2 separate regions of the Homo sapiens genome follow, and region 1 is linked to region 2. A link is an interaction called in ENCODE POLR2A ChIA-PET data of the cell type or tissue named here. Cell type or tissue: A673. All regions are shown on one strand.

The links. Peaks named below come from ENCODE experiments on the same cell type or tissue, not always from the same donor. Only the 100,000 strongest peaks of a DNase experiment are listed, where the experiment ranks them.
Region 1: POLR2A ChIA-PET joins it to region 2 with 5 read pairs; 7 of 35 experiments call an interaction of 5 or more read pairs at or near these places.

What each region holds. Positions count from the first base shown.
Region 1 is chr7:73,835,514-73,838,013 of GRCh38, forward strand. The region is part of intron 5 of METTL27 (methyltransferase like 27); the gene reads right to left. Among named protein-coding and RNA genes, the nearest start is that of METTL27, 5.8 kb to the right of the region's middle. In A673, no CTCF peak of the experiment used is centred here; no DNase peak of the experiment used is centred here.
Region 2 is chr7:73,706,062-73,708,561 of GRCh38, forward strand. All of the region lies in intron 3 of STX1A (syntaxin 1A), which reads right to left. Among named protein-coding and RNA genes, the nearest start is that of MIR4284, 4.0 kb to the right of the region's middle. RefSeq lists a silencer at 1,030-1,239 and an enhancer at 1,086-1,838. In A673, no CTCF peak of the experiment used is centred here; DNase peaks (open chromatin) are centred at 286, 381 and 1,420; H3K27ac peaks cover 2,339 bases.

The DNA of each region.
Region 1 (2,500 bases), 130 kb after region 2:
GCTCAATGGTGCCCAGGCTGGAGTGCAGTAGCGTGATCTCGGCTCGCTACAACCTCCACCTCCCAGCCGCCTGCCTTGGCCTCCCAAAGTGCCGAGATTGCAGCCTCTGCCCGGCCGCCACCCCGTCTGGGAAGTGAGGAGCATCTCTGCCTGGCCGCCCATCATCTGGGATGTGAGGAGCCCCTCTGCCTGGCTGCCCAGTCTGGAAAGTGAGGAGCGTCTCCGCCCGGCCGCCATCCGACCTAGGAAGTGAGGAGCACCTCTGCCCGGCCGCCATCACATCTAGGAAGTGAGGAGCGTCTCTGCCCGGCCGCCCATTGTCTGAGATGTGGGGAGCGCCTCTGCCCCGCCGCCCCGTCTGGGATGTGAGGAGCACCTCTGCCCGGCCGCAACCCCGTCTGGGAGGTGAGGAGCATCTCTGCCCGGCCGCCCCGTCTGAGAAGTGAGGAGCCCCTCCGCCTGGCAGCCGCCCCGTCTGGGAAGTGAGGAGCCCCTCCGCCCGGCAGCCGCCCCGTCTGGGAAGTGAGGAGCGTCTCCGCCCGGCAGCCACCCCATCCGGGAGGGAGGTGGGGGGGTCAGCCCCCCGCCCCACCAGCCGCCCCATCCGGGAGGGAGGTGGGGGGGTCAGCCCCCTGCCCGGCCAGCCGCCCATCCGGGAGGGAGGTAGGGGGGTCAGCCCCCCGCCAGGCCAGCCGCCCCGTCCGGGAGGGAGGTGGGGGCATCAGCCCCCCGCCCGGCCAGCCGCCCCGTCCAGGAGGGAGGTGGGGGGGTCAGCCCCCCGCCCGGCCAGCTGCCCCGTCCAGTAGGTGAGGGGCGCCTCTGCCCGGCCGCCCCTACTGGGAAGTGAGGAGCCCCTCTGCCCGGCCAGCCGCCCAGTCCGGGAGGGAGGTGGGGGGGTCAGCCCCCCGCCCGGCCAGCCGCCCCGTCCGGGAGGTGAGGGGCGCCTCTGCCCGGCCACCCCTACTGGGAAGTGAGGAGCCCCTCTGCCCGGCCAGCCGCCCCATCCGGGAGGGAGGTGGGGGGGTCAGCCCCCTGCCCGGCCAGCCCCCCCATCCGGGAAGTGAGGGGCGCCTCTGCCCGGCCGCCCCTACTGGGAGGTGGGGAGCCCCTCTGCCTGGCCAGCCGCCCCGTCCGGGAGGGAGGTGGGGGGGGTCAGCCCCCCGCCCGGCCAGCCCCCCCATCCGGGAAGTGAGGGGCGCCTCTGCCCGGCCGCCCCTACTGGGAACTGAGGAGCCCCTCTGCCCGGCCACCACCCCGTCTGGGAGGTGTGCCCAACAGCTCATTGAGAACGAGCCAGGATGACAATGGCGGCTTTGTGGAATAGAAAGGCAGGAAAGGTGGGGAAAAGATTGAGAAATCGGATGGTTGCCGTGTCTGTGTAGAAAGAAGTAGACATGGGAGACTTTTCATTTTGTTCTGTACTAAGAAAAATTCTTCTGCCTTGGGATCCTGTTGATCTATGACCTTACCCCCAACCCTGTGCTCTCTGAAACATGTGCTGTGTCCACTCAGGGTTGAATGGATTAAGGGCAGTGCAAGATGTGCTTTGTTAAACAGATGCTTGAAGGCAGCATGCTCGTTAAGAGTCATCACCACTCCCTAATCTCAAGTACCCAGGGACACAAACACTGCGGAAGGCCGCAGGGTCCTCTGCCTAGGAAAACCAGAGACCTTTGTTCACTTGTTTAGCTGCTGACCTTCCCTCCACTATTGTCCTATGACCCTGCCAAATCCCCCTCTGTGAGAAACACCCAAGAATTATCAATAAAAAATAAATAAATAAATAAATAAATTTAAAAAAAATAAAAAAAAATAAAAAGTCAATCAATTAAAAATAAATAAATAAATAAATAAATAAATAAATAAATAAAAGATTGGGGACAAATAAACACTGTAACCTAATCCCATACATGTTACTGTGGAAACAAAAAGTGAAAATAAAACCTAATTAATGTTCCAATAAAAAAAAAAAAAAAAAAGAAAAAGAAATTCTTCCAGCTTCCTTCCCAGGGCAGTCTTTCTGTGTCTTTTACATTGGGAATTCCTTTTTCTTTCTTTCTTTTTTTTTGAGACCCTGTCTTGCTCTGTCACCCAGGCTGGAGTGCAATGGCATGCTCTTGGCTCACTTCAGCCTCCGCCTCCTGGGTTCAAGTGATTCTCCTGTCTCAGCCTCCCTTGCAGCTGGGATTACAGGCACGTGCCACCACGCCCGGCTATTTTGTATTTTTTGTAGAGATGGGGTTTTGCCATGTTGGCCAGGCTGGTCTCGAACTTTTGACCTCAGGTGATCTGCCCGCTGGGGATTATAAGCGTGAGCCACTGTGCCTGCCCACCCCCCCTTTTTTTTCTTTCTTGAGATAGGATCTCACCCTATTTCCTAGGCTGGAGTGCAGCAGAGCAATCATAGCTGACTGTAGCCTCCAACTCACGAGCTCAAGCAATCCTCCCACCTCAGCCTCCTGAGTAGCTGGGACCACAGGTGCTCACCACCACGCCTGGC
Region 2 (2,500 bases):
TCAGGACACCCCCAGGACTCTGCCCCGAGAGAAGCCGGGACTGAGCTCTGGCTATCACCTTCCCACCTGCCCCTCTGCTTGCCCCTGGGGCTGGGGTTTGTCCTAGAGGGGACAGGGAGGGGTGTTGAGAGTGGTCTATCAGGAAGGCCCCGGATGGGGTCACCTCCCAAGTGGAATGCAGTGAGGTGGAGCGGGGAAGGGGGGGTTCCGAGGCGCGGAGGAGGGCGCCTCATCCGTAGGAACAAAGGAAAAGTCGGTTACCAGCTGCTCTGACGTCTCAGCCTCTTTTGCTCAGACCCAAAATAGCCCAGGCCGGATGGCAGCCCCCAGAGGAGGCAGAGCCTGCCTTGCCCGGGAGAGCCCCCCACTCATTGCCATCTTTCCTTGAGACTTCTCCTTAACTCTGTGCCGCCTGTGCCCTAGAACCCCCAACATGAGCCCCCTCCTCTTAGCGAGAGCCTGGGACTCCGCCAGGTCTCAACTGCTCAGCTCACGGGTGGTGACTCAGAACCGGTCCCTATGACTGTGCATGACACCGCAGCAGGAGACGGTGCAGGAGGTGGCCTGCAGGAGCCCAAGGTGTGGAGCAGACAGCTCTGCTGCCCCATGCCCGCCCCACCTGCCAGCAGTGAGAGACCCACTCCCCTGCTCTTTAGAGCCCTCCGTCCCCACCCCACAATCAGCCACCTCCTGACCCTGAGCAGGAACAGCCCACAGAGGGACACACAGTGACCCAGATACCTCTGGGCGCACAGACATCCGTCTCATGCTGCCATCCAACAAATCTCTCAGGCAAGGAGCTCAGCGTGGTGAGCCCTGGGCGTCCCTCTCTCCCTCCTGCCCTTCCTGAGGCAGTCCACCCTGCTCCCACCTGACCCATTTTGCCTTCTGAGGGCGGGGCACTGGCTTAGTTGGTGTGGCACTGACCTGGGTTCATGCACACTTTGGGGCTGTGAAAAGATTTACTCTGGGTTCTTGAAGATGCCAGTGGGCTTGGGGGTGAGGGGTCATAGACCAGGAGGCCGTGCTGGAGGTGAGAAGAAAATCTGACCCCGGGCACCTGGGTGGCCAGCGCTTGCCTCCCTCAAACACCTGATGGCTGCATCCCTGGGGCTCATGGTGAGCCCCCCTCCAGGGAAGGGCACCTATGCCATCAGCCTGGCATCTCTCAGTGTAGTAAACAACATCTCAACAGGAACATGAGGACCGGGTCAGGGGGACCTGTCTGGGGACAGAGTGCGAGCCTGACACACAGGCTCCCAGTGTGGAGGGAGAGGGGTGACTTCCTGGAGCCCTGAGAATGCCCGCCCCGGGGTGCCACATGGCCAGGTGCCAGGGCTGCCAGCTCCTTCCGGAAGCTCTGCCTGCTTGGCCAGCTTGCCCTCCCACAGCGCTGACGACTTAGAGCTGCCATCTGCTCCCCTGGGAGGCGAGGGGAGGGGCGGGGCTGGACCGAGAGGCCTTCCTATTGATCACAGACAGCTTCCTCCTTCCCTCCTTCCTTCCCTCGCTCCCAGAAGCCCAGGGCTGCAGCCAGCCCAGTTGCCTTAGAAAAAAGCCAGTTCGAAATGAAAAAAAATACCTTCTTGGGGCTGGGCGTGGGGGCTCATGCCTGTAATCCCAGCACTTTGGGAGGCCGAGGCGGGCGGATCACCTGAGGTCGGGAGTTCGAGACCAGCCTGACCAATATGGAGAAACCCCATCTTTACTAAAAATACCAAAAATTAGCCGGGCGTGGTGGCGCATGCCTGTAATCCCAGCTACTTGGGAGGCTGACGTAGGAGAATTGCTTGAACCTGGGAGGCGGAGGTTGCAGTGAGCCGAGATGGCACCACTGCACTGCAGCCTGGGTGACAGAGCAAGACTCCGTCTTGAAAAAAAAAAAAAGAAAAAAGAAAAGAAAAAAGGAAAAAAGCCAGTTCGGCTGGGCGCGGTGGCTCATGCCTGTAATCCCAGCACTTTGGGAGGCTGAAGCAGGTGGATCACGAGGTCAGGAGATCAAGACTGTCTTGGCCAACATGGTGAAACCCCGTCTCTACTAAAATACAAAAAATTAGCCGGGCATGGTGGCGCGTGCCTGTAATCCCAGCTACTTGGGAGGCTGAGGCAGGGGAATCGCTTGAACCCGGAAGGCAGAGGTGGCAGTGAGCTGAGATTGTGCCACTGCACTCCAGCCTGGCGACAGAGCAAGACTCCATCTCAAAAAAAAAAAAAAAAAAAGAAAAAAAGAAAAAAAAGGCCAGTTCACCTGGGAAGGGCGGGGCCGATCGCCTCTCCCATCACCCAAGTCTTTCATGGAGACCTGGTCTGGCCGGCCTGGGATGCTGGGTACTGACCCCCCAGTTCCAAGCCGGGGACAGCTGCATTTCCCAAGGCTTCTCGTGAAACCCTCCCGACCCTGGCCCGCCCAGACACTCCTAAGCCCACCAGCCATGAAGGCTGCAGAGGTCCCGTGAGGCCTCCCTGGCAGCAGCCCCTTCCCGAGGCTTGTGGGGCCTGA